Linked DNA regions of Homo sapiens: region 2 is linked to region 1. Evidence: read pairs that join two places in POLR2A ChIA-PET (ENCODE). Cell type or tissue: PC-9. All regions are shown on one strand. Each heading gives the region's core, and the rest is flanking DNA. Links, peaks and the distances in the headings are about the cores only.

What was found. ChIA-PET counts read pairs that join two places held together with the same protein. Peaks named below come from ENCODE experiments on the same cell type or tissue, not always from the same donor. Only the 100,000 strongest peaks of a DNase experiment are listed, where the experiment ranks them.
Region 2: POLR2A ChIA-PET joins it to region 1 with 19 read pairs; 2 of 35 experiments call an interaction of 5 or more read pairs at or near these places.

Annotation. Positions count from the first base shown.
Region 1 is chr3:139,220,848-139,236,811 of GRCh38, reverse strand. It overlaps PISRT1 (PISRT1 lncRNA), which reads left to right and starts at 3,290. Exons shown (of 1, transcript NR_027070.1): 1 at 3,290-3,820. RefSeq lists an enhancer at 14,066-14,565. In PC-9, for the core only: no CTCF peak of the experiment used is centred there; no DNase peak of the experiment used is centred there.
Region 2 is chr3:139,305,919-139,321,882 of GRCh38, reverse strand. It overlaps LOC124909439, which reads left to right. Exons shown (of 2, transcript XM_047449421.1): 2 at 4,979-5,738. The coding sequence ends at 5,389. Among named protein-coding and RNA genes, the nearest start is that of MRPS22, 30 kb to the left of the region's middle. In PC-9, for the core only: no CTCF peak of the experiment used is centred there; a DNase peak (open chromatin) is centred at 8,802; H3K4me3 peaks cover 550 bases; H3K27ac peaks cover 1,305 bases.

The DNA.
Region 1 (15,964 bases), core at 3,602-8,601:
TGCTGTTTTCATTTGAAATATCTCATTTATGCTCAAATTTCCGATTGGAAATTTAATGACTTCTTCTTTAAGGGAAGTTGGCAAGCTGGGTTGGTTTAAATACAAATCTCCCAAAGGTAAAAGATCCGACATCATTATAAAAATAGAAAATATTCTCATTGTCCTTTTGAGATGTTTCTCCTAGAAGTCGGGGGATGTTTCTGAACAGCAGATGCGTTTTGGTAAAACAAAGTTGGAAAATATGTGAAACTCTTGACATTAAAACTACTTCCTGAGTTGTGTCAAGTTCTGTGGCTGCCCAGGGTAACTGAGACCATTCTCTCTGTGGCAATAAACTTGTTGGAAAATGCCCCAGTAATAGAAACACTCATAATTTGCTGCCTGGTGATTTTTACCTCAATTCTGGACAAGTCCTTTACCCTCTGAGCCTTGGTATCCCTATCTGTCAAATGGGGAGGCTGGCCTCCATAACCTTTAGGGACTCTTCAAGCATGGATATTCTCTGAGTTTATGACTCATTAACATATAAAATGTGATTTGCATTCAGCTGGTAGGAAACATTTTTTTCAAACTAGCAAAATATCAGATTGCTGAGTAATTTCTCAAATCAGACATGGATCATCCAGTGCAATCAAGTAACAACCCATTTTCTACAAGCAGCCCAAACTGACCTGAAATGAACTGCTTCTCTCCCTCTGTCCCACCCAGCCTGAGATGAGCCAATTCAAAGGCCTGATTAAGTCGAGGAATAAATAAAGAGATACCCTTCTATAATGAAAACAAGCTAAGAGTTGCTTTCCCATGGTAGGTCAGTGCACGCTCATGCCTTTGCTGAAAATTCAATTGCAGAGAGCATCTTGACCACCTTTCAACCTGCAGGTAGGCCTAATCAGTTTAACCTCCCTCAAAAGCCTTTAGGGTCTAGGACCACGTCTTGTTCACCTCTGTGTCCAGGTCCTACATCAGGGCCTGACAGAATACAGAGTAAATGTATTAATAAAACAGATCGTTGAAATGGCCTATCTAGACACTGCTTCAACATTTACATAGAGGAGGATCGGGGCAGAAATCTATTACAAAGACAGGGAGGTAGCTAGGAGATTTGTCTTGGAGCTACAGTTGCTCAGCAAGGACACTGAATTTACTGAGACTGTAGTTGTTTATTGATTGTTTAATTTGTTTACTTAATTAGACTGTACCTAGGGTAGTTTGGGAGGCAGATGGTGATGGGAATTTGGACAGCTTCTTCCTGAGCCACCCCCACCATGCCACCCAGGGCAATTGATACCATGATGTCTGAGGACTTCCTCACAGAGTGTCCCATGCAGAGGTATACAGGACAGAAGAGGAATGTGCTTTTTTCTCATAGATGTTTCCCTTTCCTGTTTGCACAACTTCAGACCATGCAGTCATTGTAGCTGTAGGAAGCAGCATGTACCATGTGTGACTGTGTGTGCATGGGCTTCTTGCATAAGGGTTCTAGTGCATGGTGTTTCCCTAGGAGGGCAGGGTGGAGGGAACAGTGGACAGAACACGGGCTTTGGAGATGGATGGGGCTGGGTTTTTAATCCTGGGTGGGGGCAGTGGTGCTGAAGAACCTTATGATGTTGACAGGCCACCTAATCTCTCATCTGTAAAGAAGGGAGAATCCTACTTCCCTCACAGGCATATACCTAGACTGCCATAAATGGCTGCAACTTATACCATTCATTCACCTTTTTGTCATATGGGCCTGTTTTACACGGGCCTCTCCAGGCCCTCGTGGCAGGCTCTGTTCTCCCCCTGTAAACACAAGGAACACATTTTCTTTGTCCTGCCGAAGTAGTGGAACAAGTCTGTGCAGATGACCCCTGACCTCATCCAGGAGTGGAGTCAGGGGTAATCACACAAGTGGAGGCACTGTGCACAAAAGCCTGGGTTAGTTAGTGCCACTTGGAGGAGTCTAGGGCAAATGTTAGGACAGGACAGACAGGACCTCAAATCAGTTTTGCCACTCAGACACCAAGGATCCTTGAGTCCTGACAAACCTGGCCTTTTCAGACCCTGCCAGTGATGACTGGGGTTGGGAAAGTCAGGTTAAATTTCCTGACCTACTTGTCCCAGCCTGACTGGGACCATTTCTCATTCAAACCACAAATCCCAGTGAGGCATTGTTGATGTGTCCGTGCAGGTATGTGTATGCGCGAGCACACATGTGCAGGCAGGCACATGTACATGTATGCACATGGATATGGGAAGTTTTTCCCCTTAAAGGGAATACTACATGATTATAAAATAATCACATAGTGATTATTTGAAAATGGAAACAGAAAACTTACTTCAAATATGAGAAACACCTTTAGAAATAAGAGCTTTAAAAAATCTCAATTTTTGAAAAAAAAATTCCCTGAAACACTGACCAAATGGACATATTAGAAGCTGTGAAGCATGGCAAAATAATGAATTGTTAGGCACATGCTATGTTTAGAATATATCCACATAATAAACCAATATCAAGCATGTAATGTTTTTAATTACCCTTATTAAATACAATAACTGACATTAAAATCAACACTCACATAATCCCTTTCTTGTGCTGTACTTTCACTTTGCTTTCTTTTCGGGCGGGCATCTAGCAAACTTCTTTTGCAGACACTCCATAATGTTAGCTGATTAAATGTATTCAAATGTAAAATGGATGCCATATCCTCAGAAGCATTCACAGGTAAACTTTGAACTTGGAAGCCAAAATAATGTTACACTGACTAGGAAAAACCATTGGGCTTGGATCTCCACAGCCTATTCCAGTCTTCTAGCATTACGTGGCAGCAGCATATTGTCCCAGAAAAGCCAGCTAATTTTAGAGAAAATTCATCCTTTTACCTGGCCCGTGAGAGATATCAGTACACCTAGGTTTCAACATCTGCTGTGAGGAAGATTAAGAACAAGATCCTAATTTCTGGTACACTCTTGATGTTGGAAAAATATCAGCTAGCAAGCATTATTAGTTATCTTTGAGTTGACAAGAATGCGGGATTAAGTTTCTTTAAGGCAATTACACTTTTGATGACCCCTCTGCATATAAAACATGTTAGCTAATGGGGGTGCAGAGGGGCAGGCTTAAGTGTTTGATCAGGAAATCCTGCGTGAGCATATTGGATGGAAATTTGATTAGTAGCCTTAGTGACGGGCGATCAGATCCTTTGGGTCTGCACAATCAGATCTGGCAGGACTTGCCTTCTTGCCTCTTTGAAGGAGGTGAACATTTGTACAGAATCAAGACAGTGCTGGGTCCTTGGGTTTTTTTTTTTTTCTGGGTCCTTTTCTTTAAGTTATTGCAGACGAAAGCCTGAGAAGTACCTTTTATTTTCCTTCAACAATATGTTTGCAGTTACCTTAATGTTGAAGAATAAAATAAAAATCAGCCTGTCCTTGAAAATTTGAGGGCAGAGGAAGTAGAAATAAAAAAATAAATAAAAACAGAGCCAGAAGGGACCAAAGAGAACCTTGTTATAAGAATAATGGCAAACACTGATACTCAAACAACACCACACTCGAAGCATTGCTGCAAAGGCTTTCAAACAATTTGCACAAGGCCTCTATTTGACAGAGAAGGAAATTCACAGCACGGTGAAGTGGCCCAAGGTAAGGCAGCCAGGATTTAAGCCCCTGATCCAGGCTCTTGACCACTCTACACACTCCACACACTTCTACCTTCCCCATGTTCTAAGTGGGAAACTGAGTTCCAGAGAGAAGCCGTGACTCTCCCAAAGTGAGTCAGCTGTGAATAAAGCCATATTCTCCTTCTTTCTTCATTCTGGGGCTCTTCTCTTATGCCTCAAAGCTTCACCTTCCTCTGTCAGTGTGGCCAAAACAAGTCTGAGCTGGGTGCTTTATATCCATCATATCATACAATTCTTTGTTTGTTTGTTTGAGACACAGTCTTGCTCTATCACCCAGGCTGGAGTGCAGTGGCACGATCTCAGCTCACTGCAACCTCCATCTCCCAGGTTCAAGCAATTCTCTGCCTCAGCCTCCCAAGTAGCTGGGATTACAGGTGCCCACCGCCACACCTGGCTAATTTTTTTTTTCTTTTTTTTGTATTTTTAGTAGAGACAGGGTTTCACCAAGTTGGCCAGGCTGGTCTTGAACTCCTGACCTCATGATCCACCCACCTCGGCCTTCCAAAGTGCTGGGATTACAGGCATGAGCCACTGCACCCGGCCATATCATACAATTCTTAAATCACCCTTAGAAAGGGATACAATTTCCATTTTACACACAAAAGAAACTGTGGTCTCAGAGAGGTTAGGCAACCTGCCCGTAATCACACAGCAAGAAACAAAAAAGAGATTTGATCTCACATCTGTCTCATTCCAGAGTATTCTCCTTCCCACTTTCTCTGTGAGAAAAAATTAGGCTGAGAGGAGAGGAGGAAAGAATAACCCCAGCAATATTTTGGGGCCAAACAGTCATTAAAGGGATGAGTTTACATTATGCAAATTTGTTAATGCATTTGTTTAGCACAAGGAACAGAGTCCATTTTTCATATTAGGTGTATTTAGTTGAACTAACAGGTATTTTCCATATGCCTGAACTCCAGTCAGTGAAATAAGGCCCAGCATTAGCAATGAGCCTTTAGTCATGGCCAGATCCAGTCTTTAAAACATGCATCGCTTAAAAAAAAAAAAAAAAAAAAAACAGTCACACACAAACACACACACACACACCCACCCCATATAGTCTATGTTTTAATCTTCCCCTTTTTTACATGGTCTGTAAGGTCCCCAGGTTCCTCTTTCAGTGTGAACCATAAAACACAGAGATATGTTTATAAGATAAATAAAACAAAACAGTCTAGAAATCTCTCACTAGAAAAAAGTGATCAAGGTATATTCTGGCATCAGATTGACCCTCAGTCACAGGAAAGTCAATTAATTGTAATGGCCATATGGATAGATTATTCTGGGAAATCTTCGACATGACTTCAGCCCTGCTGCCTGACAAGGGGATACACATCAAATGTGCCAGCCCCTTCTGAGGGAGCAACAACAGTAGGGGGGACCCACCAGCACACCAACTCACCTCAGACAGCAAGGCCCGACTCGCAGGGAATGCAATATCTGTCCCTTCCTCAACTGGGAAGCTGGATTCTGCCATTTGAAAACATCTTGCTTCTTGTAAGTTCATAATCATGCGAGTGAAATGCATTTTTTTGAGACAGGGTCTTGCTATGTTGCCCAGGCTAGTCTCAAACTTCTGGGCTCAAGTGATCCTCCCACCTCTGCCTGAAATGCATTTTAAAAATACAATATAATACTAAAATTAAAACAGCAACTCTCATTTTTTTTTTGCAGGAAGAGGGAGGACACTATACACATAGGTTAATCTATGTCTAAATGAGCTCAATTTGTTTTCTTGAGGTTTCAATGTTTCCCTTTCCTTTGAAATTTTTTATCTATTACAAAAATAATTCACAGAAGAATAGAAGACAAAAATCTTCCCTAGTCCTACCACCCAGTGAGAGCTACCATTAAGATTAATATTGTATTTTTCCAGATATTTTCAGTCTAATATATAATTACAATCATTGGACATAATCAAAATAGCTATACTAATTTTTGAAAAAGCTTACTTGTGTTTTTTTTTTTTTTTTAATTGTAAAACTAATATAAACTCTTAGAAAAAGTTCCAGGTAAGTGAACAGAATACTATAGGGAAGAAAATGAAAATTCCCTCTAGGCTACCCCTCAGCAAGAAACCCTCTTAATGGGAATCCCCAGGCTCTGAGTGGCTCCCCTCTCCAGCTTGGATCCTCAGCTCCAAAGCCCCACTGTCCTGTCTCTGTGTCCTGGGACAGGGGACAAGGGGCTGTCCTTACATTAATGCTCCACATGCCTCCACCCAAGTCCAGGCAGCCAGCCCTTCAGCCCTGGGGCGGCAAACCCACCCTAGAGTCCTTCATCTTCTTGGCTACTTTATGTCAAAATATTCATATTTGTTTTTTACTTAATAGCTAATGTCCTTTGCCGGCAACCCCCTGCCGCACCCCATTTTAAATATTATGGTCCTAATTACAGAGGATGATTACTGAATGACCAAATGGGGAAGGCAGACCCTGATCACACTCTGGAGGCCCAGCCTCTCTCTTACAAAATGGGACTCTTTTTTTTTTTTTTTTAACACCATCCAATGATGTCACCCGTTTGCGGTTTCTCTGGGACTTTATTAAAATGTTTGTGACGGAGCCAATGTAAACCATCCTAAATCCAACACAGAGCTGAAAGGACTGATTTTAGGGAATGTGAAGATATGGATCATTGGGCCTGTCGAAGCCCCATCTTGAGCCAATTATTGGTGTCATCTTGAGCCAATTTAATCAATCCAAGAGGGATTGGAGGGTGGAAGGGGGCGCAAGCGGGGGTTGTGAGCGTTGGTCAAACATGCTGGCTCAAATGCTTGTGTCATGAAAGCTACACAGCTCTAGCTTTCTGGATTTCAGTTGCTGCTCTAACACGCGCTTTCATCCCAGGGTACCCTATCTTGTGCCAGTTTCAGCCACATTGTTGGGTTTGTTTGAAATTGCTGAGCAGGGCTGATCTAGGTCTGAAAGATTAAGCCCCCGGAAGTCTTAATGGTCACTTCTCATTTGGGAGACAATGTCAAGGAAGCAGACCCCACAGACACCACTGACATCCGACCCATTTAGGGACCCAGGGAAACCAGCCCTTCCGCCTCTCACCCCAGACGGACTGTTCACCACTGACATCCGACCCATTTAGGGACCCAGGGAAACCAGCCCTTCCAGACGGACTGTACCAAGAAAGGGTCAGGAGCAGTCTAAGTGGGATGCTTAGAAACAAAATCCAGTGACAAACAACAGCCTTGAGTATTTATTTTTTGTTGAGTTTTTCTTTCTTTTTTAAAATTGGTTATCCAGCATTATAAATTACAAAGTGGATGTTTTTCTCACTTAAAAAAAAATGACTAGAAAGAAAAGACCCAGAGTCACCATCAATAGAAATATTTGACCATGTCAAGAGCTAAAGTAACATCAGCTTCCATTTTCTATTTTATACTCGGTGCCTCGAATGGATGACACAAATATAGGCAAGGCACAAACAGAATATTAGATATTTTCTTTACAAACCCACAGAAAATGATTGATATATGTGGCACACAATTATTTTATTTATCCACATATTTATGTATATTTGTCTATGCTCCAAAAAGGATGTAAGGGGTGTACCTGGACCTGAAATAGTTGATTAGCTGCCCCATCCTCTCTCCTACATTCTTCTCCCCATCTAAGTTTCAAAGGACTGCTCCTCCTCCCTCCCCTGGGGCAGCGCTTCACATTTTTTATGATACCAAAAGGGTCTAGGCTGCCTAGTATGTGTATGTTGTGTGTTTTGATGAATAACATCCATGAATATTCTCAATCACTTCTCCAGAACCAGCTATTTGTCTTGGATATAGCGCTACGCAAGCCCGGCGTGGTTTGGAATAGCTAACACTGCAGTAAGCCTTGTCACAGTGCATCTCTGCATGAGCTTGAGGCCACAGAGCAGAACGTGGGCCGATAATACAATTGTTTTCAACCCCATAAAATTGAAGAGAAAGGTCCTCTTGAGTTTTGGAATGCATGCTTGCTGTCAGTTCAAAAAGGAGGTATCCAAAATCTTAAGCCAGGAACAAAAGAATACGAGTCTGACAACCGCCTTGATGTTCCCAAATTTAACCACTTTAAAGAACCCTGCCTCCCTCATCATTGAATTATTTTCACAAAACAATGGATGTTGAATTTATCTTTTCCTATAATATGCAATCTGAAAGTTGTTTTGATTGAAACTGACTTTCCTTCTATTATAACTTGTTTCCAAAGACTTTGATTGCTAAACTTGTAATTTCTGCAAACCTGATGGACTTCTGGGACAATACAGGGGCTTCGTTACTCTGAACGTGTTCAAAACAAATCCAGAATGAACTTTTATCACTGCAACCTCCAGAGAAAGAGTAGGAAAGGCAACTCTGGGCTGAGTTGGCTTGGTCCAAGTCAGTATCTCCACTTGAGAATGTGTTAGTCTGTTTAGAAGTCAGGCTAATCCTACCTTTCAATTATAGAAGGAAACAGATTTTAAATTCAAGACTCAAGGTGGGTCCTCTGAGTGTGAGGATCAAACGCTCTGGTGCTTTCAACAGCAAACGCTACTGCCTGTCTCAAGGCGGAGGCCAGCCGGGACTGCAGGGTTTATAAACAATGCTCTGCTATTTATTGGAGTTGCCCACCCGAATCCAAATCTTCCTCTCTTCAATAGCGGCCTATTTACCGCAGTTTAAATCAGGGTTCTGCAGCCCTGCCGGGGTCTGCAATTTATTACTTGCTGCAAGAGCTCAGACCCAGAGTTTAAATGTCCCGAGTTGAAAGTTTATACCAGTCAGGACAGAAAATTATTCTCTCTGCCTAGGTTGAAGCACATTACTTCTTTATTGAATTAATTATGATAAGGATCATAACTTTAAACGAGGGGTGAGGTGCTGGCTTTCCACTGGGATTGCTTGGAGCAATTTTCATCCAAGCATTTTTGTGGAGTTATTGAGTCTGGCAGGTCTGAACTTTAGAGAGGAGTAACTTTCTCCAGAACTTGAAAGGGGTTGGACATTGATCCAGGCAAAGCTTTACCAGATTCCATGTCTCGAGACAGGGAAATTTGCACTGCATGCTGAACAAATAACTGCGGGACCGGATGAAAGACAGCTCAGCAACTCCTCATGTGGCCTCGAGCATGGCCTTTCCCTGGCAGACATGGCCCAGGGAGGGCAAGGGACAAACAGGAACAGAAAGGTCCCCAGCAAGCCCATCCTCCCCTGCCTCTTTATCTTCCAAGCCCAACCTGGGCTGCAGGGCTGTGCAAGTGGCATACTGGATCCTGGGTCCAAATCCTGGTTCTGCCACTTACTAGTGGGGTGATATGAAGAGTGTTCCTTTTCTTCTTTCTGTCTCACCCAACATCTCTGGACTACTTTAAGAAGTGTGTGTATATGTTACATATGTATAAATATGTTATACATACACACTATATCTATAGTGTGTGTATATATGATTATATATAATATATAAGTATTACACACAAATATATATACACATATATATGTGCATAATACACACACACCTGGCACTTAGTTGGGGCTTAATTAAATTATATATACATATATATTTGTGCATAATACACACACACACACACACACACACACAAACACACACACACACACCTGGCACTTAGTTGGGGCTTAATTAAAGGTAGTCATGATTACCATTGTCATTATTATCAGGAAAATGAAAAAGTTAAGCCAGACCAATATCTCATATGTCTTTGAACTAAAATCTCCCCAACTCCTACCCAGGTGACAAAGCAGTGTGGGTCTCTGGCTGTGGGCCCAGGCCTCCATGCTGCCAGCTGGACTGCACTCAAGGCCGTCTTCCTGGCTCCTCCACCCACCCCCACCCCCACTCTGCAGAGTCAGGAGTTTTGCTGCCTGGGTTCCAAGTGCTGTGGCTATTCCTGGATGTCTCCCATACAGGCCCCACCATCTGGATCCTGGTAGCCCTGTAGTGACAGGCTTTACCAGGGAAGAAAGGGGCTTTCCCAGCACACCTTTACACTCAGCGAGGTAGCCAGCTCAGTGGATAAAGCCTTGCTTGCAACTCAAATTAGGGTTGACGTATAATTTATCATCTGAACCAGGGCACGTTTAACAATGAAAAGGGCACTGCTAATAATTACTTTGAGACATCACACATAACCAAGACTGGCCTGGCACCTCGGATGTATGGCCAGCTATTCTCAGACCACTGTAGTCTCAGACCATGCTTCCTCATTACAGAAAACATTCCATTTGCATGAACTTTACTAAGTCCACCTCTTCAAAATAACCTTCCTTAATGATTTGACAGCTCCAGGCCAGCATGGTCTGACAGGGCCCTGAACAGCCACAGCCAGCTCCCAGCCATGAATGGATTATGCAGTGTTTTTCCTTCATTGTTCCCCTGTTCCCCATGGGAGAGTGACTGTGTGAAAGTGGCTATGGAGCCCAGTGTCTAAGTCATCTTTTGGGACTTGAAGAGAAGGGGACCCTCAGGAGGCCAAAGAGCCAAAGCTCATCACACCCTTTAGTCCAGGTGATGGGGTACTGAGATCACATCCACACCAACATGCTCATCTACAATCCAGCACAACCCCAGCAATTCTACTGACGGCCTTGGCAGCTATTACTTGGTGAGCAATTGCAATGCGCCTGGTCCTTGCTCAGGGTCTCACATTGAATTACTTCATTAGATCCTCCCTAAAATCCTAACAGGCAGTTCTATCGTTAACAATGATAGATGAGAAAACTGAGACACAGAGAAGTTAAGTAACCTGCCCAAGTTCACCATACATAAAAGTGGCCCAGCTGGGCTTTGAACTCCAGCAACCTGGAGCTGACCCTTAGAAGCAAAGATGTACTGTAAAGAGTGAAAATGGGCTTAGGCCTTGATTCAAAACCTGCCTTTACCCGTTCCTCATTGTGACCCTGGGCAAGTTCCCTTTTTAAATAACTTAATCCTCAATATAGGACCTAGGCTTGTTGTAAGGTCAAAAGAGACAACGTATGTGCAGCTATCTCATAAGGTATAGGAACCCAAGTACAGTTTCTTAACATAATCTGTTGCAACAGTCCTACCTGACAGTGAATCCTCCACTGTGTCCCAGCAAGTGGCCACCCAGCCTGGCTTAGAACATGCTGTCTGTCCCCAGTTCTTATCCTCAGGGCCTTGCCCTCAGCAGCTCAGGACCTGGCCTCAGCCCCAGATCCCTCGGAAGGTCAGCTCAGCTCTGAAAGAGAAGCCCACCATCCCAGGAGTTCAAACCATCAGGTCCTGACAGAGATGGCACCACTTTGGAGAGGTTTTATTTCAGCTACTTCCAAGGGACTGTATACCCCAAAGTTCCCATTCTGGAGATGTGCCTGCAGCCCATGCACCACGATTGTCCAGAAGCTAGGTCTACCAGGCACTCAGCCAATCAAGTGGCCAGTGAGTCAGGAGGCCTGGGGCTCCATCGCCCAGCTGGCAAGCCCATTAAACATCCACCCTGAGGCCCTCTCCAGGCAGGACACACAAAACTGAGACAATGGCTCTTCCTCACGCCTTCCCTTCTCCCTGCAAAAGTGTGTTTTGCATCCCACCCTACCCCGTGGAGCCCACATGGTTTAAGTTACTGGAGCCCCCTCTGAAGGGGGTGGTCTATTACTTTCATCTGTCAAAGAGAAGATACCACAGCTGGGAGCAAGGCAAGGTCTGGGCACAGGGACAGTAAGCAGGGACTGGGCCAGGTGGTCTGGCCGGCAGCCTGCCCAGGCCTCCCTTCACTCTCTCAGACCTGTGGCGCCTGCCCAAGCCATGCCTCTGTATCAGGAGGGTCCCTTCCTCCCAACAGGGTTAACCAGAGGTGAGTGTGGGACAAATGTTAGGTTCCTCAGCTTTCTACAATGCAGGGCAGACAACAAGACTGCCATGCTTCAGAGGGGATACAGGCTGAAAACAGCAACAGGTTCCAGGAGGGTTTTGAGAGTTGCAGAGAATGTGACAGAGTAGGGAATATGACTAATTTTGAACAGGGTAGCCTGTATCATCATTCAGCATCTATTCTCATTCAAGGGTTCGATGTTCTTCAAGAAAAAAAAAGGTCAATTTATTCACACTAAAATGTGAATGACTAAATGTTCCTTATGCATTGTACTTCATAGAAGTGTTTCACAGAAAACATGTAAATAGAAATTGCCAATGCAACTCTTCAGTTACTACCTCCCCTGATAAACAAATGCACACACACACACTGACACCAACAAGCACAAACACATGCCTCCCCATCCAAACCAAACTACTTAGTATTTTCTGAGCACCCTGGACCCTCTCTTCAGGCCAGGCTTTTATACTACCTACAACTCATGAAAGCATCCCTTCACTTTGTTTCCCTGGTTATCTTAAGTTCACCCTTCAAAACTCATCCCACTTAGCACCTCCAAGAAGCTTTCCCTGCTTGCACCTGCCCCAGGCTGCATTAGGAATTGCTCCATGAGGTGCTCTCTGCATGCTCCGCAGGTAGGGCCCTCTCCATCCTGGGCTGTCATGGTTTCCTGATCTGACTCTCCCACTAGACTGTCAGCTCCTCCAGGCCTGGGTCTCGTGCTCCATTTTATTCCTAAGGCCTATACAAGGCTTGGCACAGAGTAGCATCTTGAGGAGTGTTGGTTGAATGAAAAAATGACAATCTGCATCAAGGAAGCTTCTTTCTTTCTGAGTAAGGAGTATGTAGAGCCAGGCACACATGGAAGAGTGCCTGAGTGTAACACAGTTCTGCACCTAACAGATGCACCCACAAAAACACATGGGCTCTTTTCCCCTGACCAAACACCATTCATCAGTTTCCTAAGAATCATTCTGCCCACAGCTGGGGAAAAAACAAACAGTATCAAGAGCCTGAAGAATGGCAGAAGACCCTGTGCCTCTCAATATGTCATTGGGGTCCCTGGAGATATATGTAATGAAAAATGTTAAAACTAGCCAGTAAATAAATATGCCATGCTGAGTTTGGTGTCCACAACCTCTCAGACCTGCAGTTGTCACCACCCCACCAGCCCACACATCATCAGGTCCACCCAGAGACAAGCAAATGGTTTCTCAAAACACAGTGGTTTTTATTTATGGTTTTTATGACAGCACATCCTTCTAGACTACCTGTTTCTGTCACTTGGACCTAAAGCAATAGCTTGCTTCTTTCTGCCACCCCAAGCTCTAGAGCCTGTCCAGGGCCAGAGACTGCCCATCATAATAGGAGTTTCCCAGGATACATTTGCCACAAGACACGCACGGGCATGCCCATCTGCCCACACATCTATATGCACAAGCACATGTGCGCGCACACACACACAGGCATGGGAAATCACAGGGTGGGGAATTGAGAGCATCGGCTCTAGAGCTGTCCCACTTGGGTTCAAGTCCTGACTCCATCCACATTTACTATCTGGATGGCCTTGAGCAAAATATTTAACCATCCTGGGCCTCCATTTCCTCATCTGCAAAATGGGGAAAATTATCATTCTTACCCCATAGGAGTAGGCTAAGATTAAATCAACCTAAAGTACTCCTAACAATGTTCAGCTATCATACACACTATAAATAAATGTCAGCAATCACGATCATGTACTCACACATACAGAAATTCACACTGCTAACCTGTGGTTTCCCCATAAGTGATTCTCAGTCGTAAGCAAGAAAGTTCCTTTCCTTGACTCTCTTATAACCTAAAGTACCCTGAGAGTAGGGGTTATGGTTAGGACTCACAATCATTCATTCATTCATTCACTCAACAAACATTTTTTTTTCTTTTTGAGACAGAGTTTCGCTCTTGTTGCCCAGGCTGGAGTGCAATGGTGTGATCTCAGCTCACTGTAACCTCCGCCTCCCTGGTTCAAGTGATTCTTCTGCCTCAGCCTCCCGAGTAGATGGGATTACAGGTGCCTGCCACCATGCCCAGCTAATTTTGTATTTTTAATAGAGACAGGGTTTCACTATGTTGGTCAGGCTGGTCTCGAACTCCTGACCTCAGGTGATCCACCTATCTCAGCCTCCCAAAGTGCTGGGATTACAGGCGTTAGCCACCATGCCCAGCCTCCAACAAACATTTAATGAACACCTGCAATGTGCCAGGGATGGATCAAGATCTAGCCTGGCCTTGAAGAGTGCACAGGTGACAATGGTCTGTGATAAGTGCCATAATAAAGTGGAGAGAAAGGGAAATAATCCAGCTCAGGAAATCAGGGAAGGCTTCTTGAAGGAAAGAACGTCTACATACTAAAAGCTGAGTACAAGTTAGCCATGTGAAGGGGTGAAGAGGATGGGAGATGGACTCAGGCTGCACTGACTCAATTAATTATAACAATCAGTAACTACCATTTATTGAGCATTTTCTCCGTGCCAGGGCCAGTGTCAAGCATTTTAGCCATAGCATCTCACTGAAGCCTCACTCTCAGCTTTGAGTAGAGGGACAGCCTCTGCTTTGTATTTTGTTCATGCTGTATCCTCAATGCCTAGAATGCTCCCCAGAACTTAAGTAGTACCCAATAAACATTTGTAGAATGAATAAAAATCAAACACTGCCATGAAGGTGGTCCTAAAATGACCCCCATTTTACAGATGAGGAAACTGAGGTGTAGAGAAATCAAGTGACTTGCTGAAGGATGCTCCACAGCGAAGTGTGGAATGGAGCTAGGATCGGATGGAGCTCTGTCTGGTGTTGGGCTGGGACTCTCACCTCCCCGTCTGCTGGTCAGGCCAAGTGCATTATTCAGGTTCACTGAGGATGAGGCTGGCCTGAGGGACCTCAGCAGCCAAAGCAGCCACCCTCTCACATGTGACCTGAGAAAAACCAGGTCACAGACGAAACCCCACTCCCTACACAGCGGGCTCTGTGGAGGGCCAGCCAGTGGGGTGCCCAGCTGGCTCAGCAGCCTGTGTTTACATTTCTCCCTCAATCTGGAGGCTGCAGATTGAAATTATCTCCTCTCTGCCGTGTCAGCCTGTCCTGAGGTTCGCTCCCAGCCCCAGCAACTCCCAGCAAGCTCAAGGCAGTCCCAGCTGGGACATGATAAAGACGGCTCTGTACCATGGGTTTCATTTGGATGGGAGAGGAAGGCCCTCCCCTCAGCTTAGGCTGCAGCAGAGCCTTTTCAGTTAGCAGTCTGCCCTTCCTGGGGACTGAGGGAAAGCAGAGGGGCCCCCACTGTACCCCAGCCCCAACGGCCTCTGAGAGCCATAGGAGTACCACCACAGGACCCTGGGGGAGCAGAGTCTACAGCTGACCCAGGCTTCCATACTGCAGCCCAGATCATCTGCTGGGCAGATGACTTCTAGGGGATGGGGGAGATGTAGGGCACCTCCCCATGGCCAGCCTCACTATCTCTGTGAGGAAAGTACTTGCTGTGCAACCCTGGGCCAGTTCCCTCCCCTATCTGTGCCTCAGTTACTTCATCTGTACAATGAAGGACTAGGATAGATGATCTTGGGTGACATGCTGCAATTTGCCATGCCAGGCTCTTCTAAGCTTCCTGAGGGCAGAGGCCAGACTTTATTCCTATCAGCATCCCCAGCAGCCTGCATAATGCCTGACACTCAGAACACTCAGGGAGTGTTTGTTGACTGAATGAATGACAAAGATCTGCCTGTCCCCCTCCCTTTCCAAGCCCCCCAGGGACCTCATGAACTCCATCACACCTGGAACCCATCTTAGTGATCCCTTGGCCAGCCCCCGACTCCAGGTCATATCTTGATCTACAGATTAATCTTTCCCTATCTGTGCTGTCAGTGTGGGGTCTCAATAAATATCACTTAGTGCACTATAGGAACTTGATAAATACTGGTTATTACCATTATTATTACAGTATCAGACAAATTCATTCACACTAAGATCTTAATAATGAATAAAAAATGAACAGATCTGTATTCTAGATGGGTTCTAAGAAGGGACAATCGCAGGGAACAGATCTCTAACCATGACATCTCAAGTGCTACAGCAGGTGCTAACCTGGGTCCAGGTGAGGGAACAGGGAGGGCAGGCTTTCCAACAGGGAAACAGAGTCTTGAGACCAAGGTCCACATCTCAGAGAGACTGAGGAGGCAGAGACAGGGCAGGAGGTGTACAGACACATCCCTCTGCTGAGAAGTCATATACTTACCCCTTGTGGAAGGGTCTGGGATGCTTCCTATGACTTGTGGGCCAACACTGGACTAGAGGCAGAAGGGGTCATCATGGGGCTGAGCCACACAAATGCTCTGTGGCAGGAAGGCACACTTGGCCTAGAACCACATACCAAGCCTGAGGAATTTGCAAAGAGCTAAAAATTCTGAGTAAAATATCAGCAATACAAAACAATTAAAGACACAAAG
Region 2 (15,964 bases), core at 5,773-10,772, 83 kb before region 1:
GAAGACTGTTTCATGTCTAAGTGACATTTTAAAAATCAACTTTATTGAGGTGCAACTGACACATAATAAAACGCATCCATGTTAGATGTACCCTTTGGTAAGCCTTGGGGAATGTATACAGCTGTTGTACAGAACACTCCCATCACTCTAGGTACCCTGCTCCCCTTCCCCATCAGTGCTCCACCCCAGCCTTGCCTCTGAGCAGCCACGGAGCTACTTCCTGTCATTATAGAACGGATTTGTCTTTTCTGGAGATTCATATAGATGGAATAACCCAGCATGTACTCTTCGATGTCTGATTTCTTTCACTCTGCATGATTTTGAGATTTATTGTGTATACAGGTTGTTTATTGATTTCACCAATGAGTTAGTATTCCATTGTGCCAATATGTCATGATTTATTTATTCCTTCACCTATTGATGGACGTGTGGGCTATTTTTAGGTTTTTGCTATTATGAATAAAGCTTCTATGACTATTTGCAAAGGAGACTTTATACAGACAAATGTTTTCATTTCTCTCAGGTAAATATCCAGGAAGGAGATTGCTGGGTCATATGATAAGCCTCTGTTTAACTAGATAAGAAACTGCCAATCAATTTTCTAAAATGGTCTTATTTTTTGCAACCCACCAGCAAAGTATGAGGGTACTAATTGCTCCACATCCTCATCAGCACAGAATCTTCTGTCTTTTTAATGTTAGCCATTCTAGTGGGAGAGGAGGTGGTGATATCTCATTGTAGTTTACTTTGAATTTCTCTATGACTAATGACATTCGGCATCTTTTCATGTGCCTGCTGCCCATTCTGATATCTTCTTTTGTGAAGTGTTTGTTCAAATCTTCTGCTTTTTTTAAGTTGTCTGTATACTTAACATTGAGTTAATTCCCTCCAGTTTATGGCCTGCCCTTTTGTTTCTTAACAGTGAAATTTGAAAACCAGACTTTTAAAAAATCTCTCATTAGGGTACTTCTTAAATGTGACTATTAGGCCATGTAAGAAGGGCCAGTTCTCCTCACCCTGCCTCACTCCAGGGTTGCCCAGGTTCTCCTTTATCGCACGAGTTCTCAAAGGAGAGAAGCTGGCTGGAAAAACCGCCTCTGCGTCAGCTGAGAGGAGCCCACAGAGGCACTCTGCTTCTTCCCTTGGCCTAAAGCAAACAGGAAGGCACAGCTCTGGGGGCTCACGATAGGGACCCTGTTGAAGCTGCTGAGTCTTCAGCCACTCGAACCAGGTCCTACCTCGGTGCCAGGCCTTGGGCCATGATGCCCTTCACAGGCATCTTCTGGCTGACTCCTCACTGCCACCTGTGAGGTGGAGTCACTGTTCCCCTTTGATGGATGAGGAATCGGAGGCACAGACTAGTATGTCTGTTGGGAGACAGAAAATGTCTTTTTGACAAAGCGAATTTCATATAAGGCACTGTTAACCAGGGCTTGCAGAACAGAAAGGCAAAGGGGAATGCTGAGACATCAGAGGTAGTAACAGCAGGAATATATGAAGCCCTCTTACAAGTCAATAATAAGGAAGTAATCTAATTGTTTAAAATAGGCAAATGATTTGAGCAGACACTTCAAAGAAAATACAGGGATGGCAAATAAGCACATGAAAAGATCCTCAGGGTCAGTAACAGCCCCTAGGGCTGAGGGAACAAGGGTGAGAGTGTGGGCTTATAAAGATGTGGACACTTGGGAGGGGGCTGCAAGGCTGAGGCCCAGATTTCTGAGGGGGTGTCTCTCAGAGGACCCCATGGGACAGGTCTGCGAATGGGGAGGAAACTGACAGCTGGAACCAGCGGCTGCTGCTGGGGTGCAGGGCCATTGCATTGCTGGGGTGTTGCCAACAGAACAGGAAACAGACACAAAGGAGCTGACCCCTTCTCCATCCACCAGTGTTGCAGGCTCCCTCTAGTGCCCCCTCTTGGCAGAGCCTAACAAGGAGTTCTGGCAAGGCATACTGGTGATTTGTGGGATCCCAGAACATCACAGAGGGACGCTGGTTTGAAGCTGAGAGACAATGGCTTAATAACGAGCACCACAAATAAAGTCATTTGCCCAGCGAGTATAGCTAGTAAGTGGCAGAGTTTTTAACCCAGGAGCATATGACTCTGAGGCCAGTGCCCAGGTGGGGGTTAGAAGGAAACACTGGACAGGTGCCAGCCCCAGAGGCCGGGCTGACAAGTTTGGTGTGTTGGGCACTGGAGCAGGGGCAGAGGGCTGGGCAGGCAGCATCATAGTGAATACCAGGGACCCACCACGGGTCCTAAGCATGGAGCCAGGGCTGCTGAGGAAGCCGAGCTGGAGCAGTTGTGACACTGGGGTATGTGGGGGACACCGTACATGCTGCTGAGCTGGATCCCCATCTCAGCCCAGATAGGCAGGAAGACAACCAGAGTAAACTGAGGTCCTGGCTCTGGGCTCTGCACCCATGGGTCCTGCGATGCCCCTGCCTGCCTGAGTCAGGAGCTCCAGCCAGGGACAAGAAGAGCAGAGCCCAAGGAGCTGGACATTCACACCTCTCTCCTCATCTCAGACACAGCACCCTCTTTTTTGGCCAAAACCTTCCCAGGACAAAGCCATTGAGGTCCCAGATGGAACATTCCAAGATTTATTTGCAGTTTTCTTCTGAAACTAGCTTCTCTACTGTGGTGACCATGAGCCAGCCACCATTCCACCTCTGTGAGTCCCTCTTTGAGTCGCTGATTCCTAGAGAATGAGACCACACCCCAGTCTCAAAAGGTGTTGGGATGAGCTCTTGCATTGAAGTGTGAGTTGCTTTTCCCTCGCCCCTGCCAAATCCTCCAGCCTTCCCCAGGCAGGTCCATCCTGGGTGGTCAGCAGCAGGAGACTCCCACCTGTGTGCCTTGTTCCTCCCCTTTCAGTCGTCCTCTGGATATGCAGCTGCTGAACGGCGATCCCGGGCCCACATCCACATGTGGAATTCCTCTGAGCCAGCCTTCCACTGGGGAGACCTGTACCCCAAGCTTTCAGGTCCCCTAATGACTATCTCTCCTCTCTATGATGGGGCTGCACCTGGTCTGATCTCTAAGCTGTGGTACACCCAGGGATTAGGGGCACTGGCTTTGTATCCAAACAGCTGTAGGTTAAAACCCTAACTTTGCTGTGGGCTAGTTGTGGGACATTGGGCAAAGTACTCAATCTTTCTGTGTTTTATTTTATTGTTTGTCAAACCTATAGGCTAACATTAGTATGCCCACCCTCAGTGATTTATTAGGAGGCTTGGATGAGTCCAGGCATGACAGCCCTGGCACAGTGCCAGGTGTCTGGCCACTACTCAAGCAACGGAGCTGTTGCAATTAGAGTCGGCTTCAGATCTGGGGCTTCTAGGGTCTCCTTTGGTCCTCCACTCACCTCTAGGGCATAAACATCGTCTGTGCTTTTTAATTTCCCACACTAGCCCAGCAGGGAATTGCATCCCCTTATCTATGTCCCCTCCCCATCCAGCCCTTCCAGCTACAACATCAGCCTCTCATTCCCTGGCAGGGCTCAAGCTGTTATGATCTGGCTTTGGACAAGAGGAGCCGTTGATCCCCTCATGGACATCTTGGGCACTGGGTTCATCCAGGTGCCTCACTGCTCAGCAGCTCGTGGACAGGCCCTCTGGCCTGTGGCTTGTGGGCCTGTTGGACTGTAGTCCCAGCTGGCTCTCTTCACGTGCTCCAGCATCCGTGGGCAGCGCGATGCCTGCCTTCTCCGCTTTGATCAGGGCAGGGGGCTGCTCAACAGTTAGTTTGGGACCATCTCTGTGATGCATTTTGACAGACTTGGCCAAGCATATGCTTTAAATCCTAATGAGAAAGGGTCTTTTTAAGTAAAGGGAGCCCACAGCAGCCTTCAAAGCGCTCTCTGGACAAACTAGGGAGTATGATGAACCCTGGCTCTGTATCATCCTGCAGCCTAGTGTGCAAATGCAGTGCAAGAGAGGACCTCTAGCTTGTCCTTCAGTCCAAATGGGTGACAGCAGAGTTGAGTCATGGCCTGACTCAGCCACACCTCCACCAGGTTCAACCTCCTGAGACCTTTTCCCAGGTTTCCTTGTGCTCTGACTCTGATAGCTCCTCTGAACTGGTCCACCTTGGCTCTTTATTGTAAACTGCCTTAAGCAGACCTTGCATTCTTTCTAATGGCTTCAGAAGGAGTTAGATAATTTATAACTGACTCACCTGGAAAAACTTAATGAGATTTCAACTCAGTACTTCTGAAAAATAAATGATATCCAGACACAAGGACTTACAGAGTAGATGGAACATTCCAAACAAAAAGATTCCACCCTTATTTTTATTCTTTTGTTCTTAGCCCCCCTGTTCCAACAGATACAAACATATCATCGAGATGCAACTGCCACCCTGGGGTCACAGCTCTCTGGCTGACAGCAGGGTCAGCCGTTCTCCCTGAAGGTGCATACAGCCAGACTATGCCTCCAGGAAGTCATAGAAGGAAGCTTCCCTGGAGCCAGAATGTCCTTCTGTGTTTAATTTTCCCATAAGTCAGCTCTGATTATGAGGGATGGCCTCGTGTTTCATATATTCAGCGCCAAGTTCTGTGGAGCACCTTGCAGGGGTGGGGAAGCCCCCTGGCTGGCAGACGGGGGCAGAAGGGTGACTGCTCACCAGGTCACCCCCAGCACACACGTCTGCTACCTATCAGATCTCATTGGAGGAATGACCCACCAGACGCTGAGCTCATCTGACAGCCTCCTCCTAATGAGACCCAGGGCTGCTCCCAAGCTTGTGTGAGAGGCTGGATGGAGAGGAACCCCCCACAAACCTGGAGAAACATCTCCAAGGGAAAAATGATGTCTTCTTCTGAGTCTGCTTTGGTATGTGAAATGGTGGACTCCAGGAACTTCTGAGAAGCAGATACCTTCATGCTCCACCTTCTACCTGGGATGGTTGTTCTCAGGACCCTCAGGTAAAGCAGAAACTTTCAATATTTACTTATGACACTCATCTCCATTGCAGGCCTTCACCCTTCACATGCAAGAGGAGGCAAGCTCAGTTGAGTTCTCACCTCCAAGAACTTGCAGTTCTCCTGGGGAGGCAGGACCGATGCCCATGGAACAAGGTGTGCCAGTGAGCCCCACAGAAAGGGGCAGTTTCCCGCACCAGGATACACTTCAAAAAAGCACAATTCAGATTATGCATTCCCTGCTGAAGATGCTCCACTGCGTCTTATACCACTTGAGAAAAAATTCCAGACTCCTCTCCAATGTACTTCAGTCCCTGCCCAACTGGGCTCCAGTCAGGGTGGGGTTTTTTGTCGTTGTTGTTCTTCAAATGCTGTCCACCACCCCAGAGGTTGTTTCTTTGCTGTTCGTGGGCCTGGAGTCCCCTTTCCCCAGGTCTTTACATGGCTGCTCCATCTCTCCATAGAAGTTGCAGCTCAAGTGCCACCTTTTCAGAGAGCCCTTCCTGGACCGTTCAGTATAAATGAAGTTCTTTCCCCAAGTACTCCTGATGGCAGCAACTTGTCACAGTGTCCTTCTTTGCCCTTACCATGAGCTGGTATTTTTCTTGTGTATTGATTCACTGATTAATTGCTTCCTTGATTATCCCTCATGCTGCCCATTAGAATGTAGCTCCATGGGAGCAGGGACCTTGTCTATCTTGTCCTCCATGGTATCCTAGAATTCTAAGATGTAGGATAGCTTAACAGAGGAGACTCTTGAAATATTTGTTAAATATGTGATAAAAAATAAAAGGAAGAATCTATGCATGGCAGCTGCTTTGAAGTGTTCCTAGCAGACCACACCAACAGCCAGGGTTGCAATAATGACTGCAGCCCCAGCACCTGCCAGTGCAGGGAACTAAGCCTTAGTTCCCTTGTAAGTAAAATAATAGAATTGCTGGAGGATTAAGTGTGGGATCCCTGGTGATGATACAGGGTGAGACACAGTAAGTGCTTCAGAATGTGTGGCTTCATCCCCACTACCATCACCACACGAGCATCATCACCATCATCACCATCATCAGCACCACTACCACCACCACCATCCTCCACTGCAGCTCAGCAATGACCCACTCTGAACATTCCTTGTTGTCTCCTCGGCTTTTGTCACATGAAGCTTCCTGCCCTGGCTCTCTTTCCTTGCTTGGTCTCACTTGAACCACTGACATTGTTGGTTTCCAGACCAATGTCATCCCAACCTTTCTCCCTGCTAATAGAAACCTGCTTATATGATTATAGATGTCTTCATTTCAGGGAAGGTGGGCCCAGAGGGTGGTCTGCAAAGTGGGCACAAGAACCAGCCACCATTAAGCTTCTGGGAGAAATTTCCCTTCCAAAAAAGAGAGATACACAAGCCTGATTTGACTACAGATGTATAAGAATGTGATGTTTGGTCAGGCACAGTGGCTCAAGCTTGTAATCTCAGCATTTTGGGAGGCCGAGGTGGGTGGATGGCTTGAGCTCAGGAGTTCAAGACCAGCCTGGGCAATGTGGCAAAACCCTGTCTCTATAAAAAATACACAAATTAGCCAGGCATGGCAGCACACATCTGTAGTCCCAGCTACTCGGGAGGCTGAGGTGGGAGAATTGCTTGAACCTGGGAGGTCAAGGCTGCAGTGAGCCATGATTGTGCCACTGCACTCCAGCCTGGGTGACAGAGCAAGACCCTGTCTCAAACAAAAAAAACAAATGTGATGTCTGTAGTTGTGGCGGCCATGTTGTAACCATGAGGCAATATGCACAGGGACAGAAATGCTGACATGCTGAGGATAAGAGATAAACAGCTAGAAAGAGCCTTGGTCCTTGATGACATCCTTGAGCCACTGAACTGACTTGGGATCCACCTTTTTTTAGCCTTAATGTTAAGAATCTACACTTTCTGTTACTCTTAATTGTTACTTGTAGCCAAAAGCTAAGACAGCAAACATGGTTTCAAACCATCTTCAAAGTTCTGACGTGGCACTTCCTAAAGCAATCTACTCCAGCCAGCCATGTGCCCACCCTATGAGATACCAGCTAAACAGCGCCTACTGAAGAACCCACCCGTGCCCCCTTTCACTCTCTCCCGCAGAAGGAAGAAAGGACACACACTGAAGTGCCCCAGAAGGTGGATAGGAATTGAGATGGAAGAATATGGGAGCACAGCAAGAACCCTCCCGTTCGGAGGGAGGAAGGAGTGGGGCACAACTGTCTTCGAAGACATCCTGCTTCTGAGTATCTAAAAAGATGATCTGAGAGAGAAGAGGTAGAACAAGTTCACATGTGAGATACTGTGCCCTCAGTACAGATTTGTGGCTGAACCTCAGATTAATCTTGTTTCATGGTCAACAATTTAACATATTACACACTGGACTATGCCCCCAAATGAGGTTTTATTTTCTCTCTCTCTCTATATCCCCCATCAGAATGGTGGAGGGAAGCAGTGAGCCACTGGATTTAACAGCTGAAGGAATCCTAGTGTCTTGCAGGTAAAGCAAGCCTTGCTGAGCCTTTCTCCCCTTCCCCCATTTTTCTTCCCAGGAGAGCTTCTAGGAGTAGGCGGGAGATTATGTATCCTCCTTTGATGGAGGGAGGGGTCTTGGGAAAGGAAGAGAGAAGCCTTGGGGTTGTTCTCTGGACCCCTGCTGGCTTCCCCTGACAGAGCTCAGGGCTGAGAACTTTGGTCTTTCTTTCAGCATGCTCACTGCCCACTGGACTCCCCCACCAGGCTGACTTGGCCCCGGCTCCATTCTTAGCAATGTTGCACACCCTGTTTCTCAGCCACACACCACCTGGCCTTGGCCCAGTCTCCCGCAGCCTGGTCTCTCCTCTGGGGTCACCTTGACCCTCACAATGGCAGCCCCATGGCAGCTCCACCTCCTACTTCTCATAGCTTTTGGTGACAGCTGGAGGACAACTCCAGATTCCTCCAGAGGAGCCAAAGGAGACTGGCTGCTACGTGGTAGTCTCCCTGCCCAGCCGTGGCTGACTCTGTCTTTTGGGCAATGGCATCACGTTGGATGCGGCGCTCTCTAAGAGGGAGCAAAATTTCCTCAGTCTAGCTCCCTGGAAATCATATGTAAGCCCTGAAATCAGACATAGCCTAAGACTTATCTGTGTCTTCTTACAACACATCTCTCTTGGGTTTCTCTTTGGGAGAAACTGTAGGAAAGCAGGATGGCACAGTCCAACCACTTCCCCTGCCTTCCTCTTCTTTCTTTCTCCCAAGACTGAAACAGGTTTCCTTCCGCTTGCAGCTTGAAGGGACTCCTCTAGGCACGTCTCCCTCCCCTGCCCTAGCAATATCCACTTTCTACGCTATGCCTGCTCTTTTCTCCCCTGAAGCACTAACCCCATGGCTTTGCCTCAGTGGTTAGGTGGGACTTCAGAGGAAAAAAAGCCACATTACTCATATTGCAATATATGTTGAGAGGCACTTAAACATAGTATCCCTAGTATATTCCCATCTGCACATTCTTCTGGGACCTACTAGTAGCTGCCGAGGCAAAGCCTGCTGTTTCCCAGCAGTCTTCCAGCTCATTGACTAGAATTTATTTCTGAATGAGAAGCCGTGCATAGCTCCCTCTTGCTGGGCTTGTCCAGAAGATAACAATGGCTCTCCCCCTCTCTTCCTCCCCTTTCCTCTCCATTTCAGCCAGCCTCTGCTTTCTGGCTGGGCCTCCAGGCTCTGGTGCTTTCACCAGTGCAGAGCAGCCAAGCTTGGGTCACAACTGTCCTGCACATAGGCCAGAGCAGGGCCACTCCGAGCTTGTGATCAACATGGCTGCGCTAGACAAGAAAGGATTCCTGGAGGAGGTGTGCCTAAGGACTCAGCCCTGAAGGGCAGATAAGAATCAGATTGGGGAGAGGAAGAGATGTCTTGCTCAATGACTCAGAGGCAGGAATGAACTGCTAAGAATATGCACTTGCCTGAAACTTCCCTGGTGAACCCTTACTTGACCTTCCAGACCCAGCTCCAAAGGGCTCCAAAGTTCTGTTAACCTTGCCGAACCATACTCTATGCCAATGGTGAAAAAGACATAGGCCCTCCATGATCAGAGGCACTGGGTACTCCCACTGTCCTGGACCCCTGGCAGCCCCCCAGCTCCATTCTGCAGTTTCCCTAAGGTCTGAGAGTCCAGGCCTATCCTTTGGTCTTGAGTAAGGAGGACCCCTTTGTGGCTCTCGGAAATTCATCCCCTGGACTTCAGATTGATTGATTTTGCACCCCCAGGAGAACTCTCAGCTTTAGTCACTGGAGGACAGACACATTCTTGTCCTCATCCATGTTTCCAAATTCATCAATCTGCTGTGTGGCCTTGGCAAGCCTCTTAACCTCTCTGGACCAGTTTCTTCATTCATAATATAAGGATCACACTGTGTCCCTTACAGGTCTGAGGATCCCATACTTTCATGCATGTAATACACTTAGCACACAATATGTACTCAGTGTCAGTTACTGTATCTCTTCAAACCTCATCTGGTAAAGTGGGGCCTACTTTACCAAGAAGCTTGTCTTCTTCCCTATTCATCCACATAAGTTTGTGCCAGGCTTCCTGGCAGCCATTACCAAGTACATCATCAAGAGGAGTGTGTCTACCCCCAGAGGCCTCATCCCTCCCAGGGCCTCTGGTCTCTCTGTAGTCCCCCAAGGACTCCCGTGCTCGCTCCTCTCTTGTCCCTTGGGTACAGCAGAGTCCCGGGAACACTCAGACTCCCTCATCTCCCTGTTCTGTCACCACCCTAAATCCTTCCAACCCATCTCCCTGCTCTCGTTCCTGACCTCTTTTCCCCAACACACTCACACACACATGCACACACACACACAGGCACACAATCACACTCATGCACGTTCTCAGACATGTACACAGATATACCCACAGGCTCACTCGTGTGCCCTCCAGAAATCATGTACTAAGTTCTGACCATATCAAAATGCCTTAAATGCACAGTGAAAAAGTAGGTTTAAATGGTACTAGGGGATGAAGACACCAGTCTCCTCACACCTGGAAAGTCAGGGTAAATTAAATGGAACAGAGATCATGTAAAGACAGGAGAATGAGAAGTTCACCTCTGTGATGCAGCTTGCAGATAGAGAAGCACAGTGATTGGGAACAGCAGCTCTCTGCTCAGACAGCCAAGGGGCTCAACTCACTGCTCTGCCATTTCCCAGCTGTGTGACCTCTGGCAAGTTACTTAACCTCCCTGAGTCTCCATGTCTCCTCTGAAAACTGAAGACAATAGGACCCACCTTGGAGTAGGGTTATAAGAATTAATCTAGATAATATATATAAAATGCTGAGCACGTGACAGGCACTCAATAAGCAGAACAGCTTTTTATTATCATTATCAGGCACTCAGGGACTGGGAAATAAATGAAGGTCAGAGGAGCCAAGGAGAGCTGTGTGGAGGGGGTCGACATTGAACTGGCCTCATAGAGGGGTCAGGGAGTTAGTGGGAAGCGATGTGGGCCTGGGAAACAGAATTGGCACCTGCATGGTTCGGGCTGGCAGAGGTTTTATCCTGCAGCCAGGAAGGCATTTGGAGGAAATGCTAAGTCTAGAGTCAATCCTATTAAAAATCCTCCTACCGCAAACTCATTTGGAACTGGCTGGAGGTCCTCAGCATCTGTGAGCATCTTGGGTATGTTACAATAAGCATCAATCCAGAAGGAAGCTCAGGCCCAGACCCCAGGTCAGAGCCCTGATGAAGGACTCTTCAGGTCTTTGGTCTTGAGTAAGGAGGACCCCTTTTGTGGCTCTCAGAAATTCATCCCCTGGACTTCAGATTGATTGATTTTGCACCCTCAGGAGCACATCTACTCATTCTTCAAGATGCAGCTTGTGTCTTCTCCTCTGGGAAAGGACTCCTCTTGTTGGGTTGGCCCCTCCACATTGTATGGCCCCAAATCACAGTGGAATCTAGAAGAACAAAAGCTTGGAACCAACGAACCCAGCTTTGAACCCTGCTTCCCACTACTGGCCATGTGACCTCAGACAAGGCAATTCACCTCTCTGAGCTTGCCTTATGGGTTGGGCCTAGCACGGTGTCTGGCAAACAGCAGGTACTCAATGATGATAGTTGTCAGCAACCCTAATTCCGGTGCCAGCCCGCCTCCCAGTTCTGTTTCCTGCCTGAGCTTTTAACTCCCCTTTCTGAGGATCTGGGCCCACGTGGTCACTGTGCGTGATGTTCCTCCCCTCAATGTGAATGCTAACGTTCCTCTTCTCTCTGGAAGAATTCAAAGGGCCCTGGAAACTTGTTTATTAGGAAAAGCTGTGGGAGTCTGTCCTGCTTGGTGGAGGCGCTGACCTCTCCCATCCTTCCTTGCATATTTCTCCCCAGCGACATCTTTTCATGTTCCCTGGCTCACTGGGCTGAGTCACAGATCTGTAAATCCTGACCACAGAAAGCTTGGCAAAGTGTGTTAGGTGTTTATTGGAAAGGGAAGGAGGCATATGATCAAAACATTGGCCGTGGCTTTAGTCTCTAAAACTTGCAAGAGTAAGTTTTAAAATTTATGTTTGAAGCATCTAATCAGATTCATAGAGCACTCTTTTAAAAAAAAGCATAATGAAAATAAGATTGTATAATACTCCTCAGTGGCAGTCAGATCCGTGGGCTGCCTTTGTATGGGGCCAGATATCTCCATGAAAATGAAGAAATTTAATTCAGTTTTCAGTTTTCCTATTGATACAAAACATCAGTTAGACCGCCCCACGGACACACACAGACTGTAGTTCTCTGCAAAGCCCCATGCTGATCATGCCTCCATGCCTTTGCCCATGCTACTCCCACTGCCTGCAAGTCCATTTCACTCGCTTTAGGAAACATTTGTGGCTACTCTGTGTTAGGCCCCGGGCTGGGCACTGGAGACAAAGGGATGAGTCACAGTCCCTGACCTCTAGAATTAGTGAGGAAGAGAGGCTAACAGGAGACCCAAGCTGAACCTTGACAGATGAGTAGCAGTTCTCCAAATGGACAAAAAAAGAGGGGCCTTTCTCATGTGAGCACATCTACTCATTCTTCAAGATGCAGCTGTGTCTTCTCCTCTGGGAAAGGACCCCTCTTGTTGGGCTGGCCACTCCACACTGTATATTGTATGCTCCCTCCCATGACCATCCTCACATCAAAACCCATTTCCTGGTTAATTTATCTGCCAGATAGTCTAGACTAGGGGTTTTGGAGAACTGACATTGTTTCTTCTCTCCTGCATCTCCCGTGCCCAGCTCCCAATCTGCTGAATGGCAGGTTCATTAGGTGTTTGATGTTGTTTTTAAGCTGAGCATCACTGTCATCAGCAGGCAAGAGCCGAAGCAGCCATGTGGCGTTATGAGAGCCACGCCTGAACCATACCCACCAGGCCCCTGTTGCTTTAAGCATCTGAGCCCTGAAGGAGTCTGAGTGGGATTAACCCCTGGATCTCAGCCTCATTCCTGCTTCGTGGTTTGGTGGTGGTATTGGGAGGGGCTACTCAATCAAGGAGGAAATATGCTTGGAAATGAAAGCACTTCCCTTTCTGATCTGACTGGCTCTACCTTGCTCCCTGCCTTCTTAGTATGCATGTATTCAGCCCCATTTCAAGACTTACCCTCAGTATCTTCCCCACCCTTATGGGCTGAGCTGGGCTTCCTCGCTTCACCTCCCCCACCCCTGCTCCAGTCCTCTCCAAAGACAAATTGCTTACATCTGTCAAGGCTTTTCTGATTAATAGAGGAATATGCTGTGGGATGTCATCAGGGGTTCAGAGGCTTTTGATCAAAGGGGGAGGGGGAGCCAGGCCACACATCCCTGCTGGTTCATTTATCAGGTCAGTTTCAGCACCTTTCCTCCCAAGTGCCCTGACAAAGGCCTCCTCACCAGCCCACCATCAGCTCATGTGCTCCCTATGGGAGAGGAGCAGAGAGGAAATGGTGTTCCAGTAAGGGGACAGTGGGGAGCAAGACACAAGGAGAGAGGGAGAGGAGCAAGCTGGGGGGCCACAGCATGGGCACTGGTCCTCGGGGCAGGGTACTTGAAGTGCTTTTCATTCTACACAGCCACGGGGACGAACACATACCAGGCAATTCCCTCGAAGCATGGAAAGGAAAGAAGGAAGGAAGGAAGGGAGGGAGGGAGGGAGGGAGGGAGACCTTTGGATGACTAAACCAAAGAGAGAATGAGGGACTGAGGGATCTATAAAAGAATGAATAAAGGAGGGGGAAAATGATTGAATTAATGAGTCAGTAAATGTCTGGATGCAGTCATAAATTAATGATTTACAGCAGTCCTTACAAGAGTGGGACTTTTTGCACAGACTCATCTCTCATTTTTTCTTCAATTCAGCCATTGGTTGGTGTTAAAAAGACCCAGCTTGGAGGAGCAACACTAAGGCAAGTTTGAAGTAATTCAGGCTTCACCTCCACCCCAGCTTCTCCCATCCAAGGGACCCTCTTCCTTTCCTTTTGGCCCACTTGGCATTTGTTAATAGGCCCTGTGAGCTGGGCAAGAGCAAATGAGGCCTGGAGTGGTTGGGGGACTCACACAGAGGAAGGGGCAGCACAAGGATGGGGCCTGCCTCTCATCTCATGCCTTTTCCTGCAGAGCCAGGTCCCTGAGGAGGAACTGGTATCTGTCACAAGCTCTGTGTGTCCTCAGGCTGCAAGGCTACTGCCTACTGTGTCCCTTGAAGAACACCCCTATTGGGAACTTTACAATGGGAACTCCAAAGAGCCATGTAGGGTTTGCTTTAGAGGCTGCTACACTAGACTCTGAGGATTTAGATTAACCTAATTTAATGACACGGATGACTGCCTGGCTTGAAGTTCCTTGCTACAATTTTTTTCTTTCAACTCGCTCAACAATTATTTCCCTCAAGTTGGTTGCAGATGCAGCCTGCCTGGGAATTATAATCCATTCCTTACTGAGCAGCAAGGAGGCCAGGGAGATGCTGGCCCCATCTACATGCACACCACCCAGGCACGGGGGCTGGTGGGCAGGCAGCACTGTGGGCTGTGTCTGTGCCACTGCTTAGAACTTGCAAAAAAGGCCTGAGTCTTGCTAGGCTAGGCTGGCTGTCCTGGGACCCGGCAGGCAAGAGACTCCATGGAGACACAGCTGGCTGGCTCCTGACTGGGTGGTGGCTGTCTCTATCCCCTGCTCTTAGCTCAGAGGGAGCATCCCCACACAGACACGCAACACACACAGTCATGCACAATCACAAAAGACACATATGGACTCATCCAAGATGAGATGCACATGGACACTCAGTCACAGATGCACACAAACACACACATCTAGATACGACCCCCACACAGAGGTACTGAAAGACACACACATACCCCCAGACACACCAAGCTCATCCACCCCAGTATCCCACTGTCCTTAGCCTGGAATCTGATTCAACTCGATCCAACAACCACTTATGGAGTGCTATCTGCATGCAAGTTCTCAATGAGCAGACCCAGAAATATTCATGGCCTAGGACTGAAGATCACAGAGACACATAATTCATTCAGCCAGTGCTTAGCAAATGCTCCAGTGTGGAAGGCTCTGCAGAGGGCAGTGGAGGGCACATGAGTCCCTCCTGTGTTCACAGATCTCATGACAGAGATAAAGGAACATCCATCCTGGTTATCACCCAAAAGCAAGGTTTTAAAGAAGGCCTCCTCTGGGCTGGGCCCTGGAAGATACTGCCTGCACCTTCCAGAAGCCCACATTCAGCTGGGGAGGCACACAGGTAAACAGGCCATGGCACCACCATATTCCAGGGCTGTTACAGGGGGCTGTAGAGTCCTGAGGAGCCTGAGGGTTCTTGGAGGGCTTCCTGGAGGAGGTGAGGGACTAGATAAAAATAGCAGGATGGGCACTCCGGGTATGAGAAGGGGCTCAGGCAAAAACCCAAGGCCACCAGGGAGAAGCTATGTTCAGAGAAGGGCAGTTCATAGAGTGGGACTCGGCCATGGGGAACATCTAAAGGAGTCAAATGCCAGCCTTGCTGCCCTAGCAAGTCAGCACCAACTTACAGGTAACAATGCTGCTGTAATTTGCATTAAAAACACCTTTCCCCTGGAGTAGGAAGCTGTTTCAGGATTTTCCCATGCTGCCCAAATGCATTGGCCATGCTACTGACCCCCATCTCGCCCCTGGCCCCCTCCCCTGCTGGTTTCCAGTACTTTCAGAGGCTGCTACAGCCCAAGAGAAAGATGTGCTCTGGGATAACTCCTCACTGCTGTCTGTGGGCCACCGCCTCATACCCTGCCAGTACCTAGGCCCTGGCCTGGAACAGGATTTCTAAGGCCACAGTCTTGATTTCATTTGTCCTGGGTAGATGCAGGGGCTTGGCCAGTTGTGAGACCCTATACAATGATCAGTTCTTAGAGAGATTTGTCACCTAGAAAAGCCAGATAACACCCTGAGCAGCCAGTTCCCAGGGACATGGCCCTGGCCCAGGTTTTCCCCCTGGAGTGCCCCCTCCCTTCATTCTTCCCCATTTTTCATCCTTCCTTTCAGCTGGCTAACTCTAGCCCTTCCAGACCAAGCTGACATGTCACCTCTCCCAAGAAGACTTTCTGAGCCCCCATCCCCAGTACCCCAGGGGAGTCAGACACACTTTCTCTGTGCTCCCCTCTATGGCCCTTATCAAGCAACACAGTCACTGTCTGTTTACTTAGTGATCTCCCCAGAGATCCCGACAGCTCTTCCTGTGGCCCGGACTCCCCACAGAGCCTATGCACCAGCTATTTATTGCTGCCTAACAAATTATCCCAGAACCTAGTGACTCAAATCTACAATAGTTATATTTTACCTCCAAGGTTTCCAGAGGTCAGGAATTTAGCACAGATGGGACACTTTGTCCACAATGTCTGGGCCTGAGCTAGGGTCTGGGACCATCTGAAGGATCATTCACAATGTGTGGTGGTTGATGCTGCCTATTGACTGCAGGACTACCTGGGCCTCTCCATGTGACCTGAGCTTCCTCCCAGCATGGCATCTGGGTTCCAAGAGCAAGCATCCCAAAAGAGAGTGTGGGGTTGTGGGGA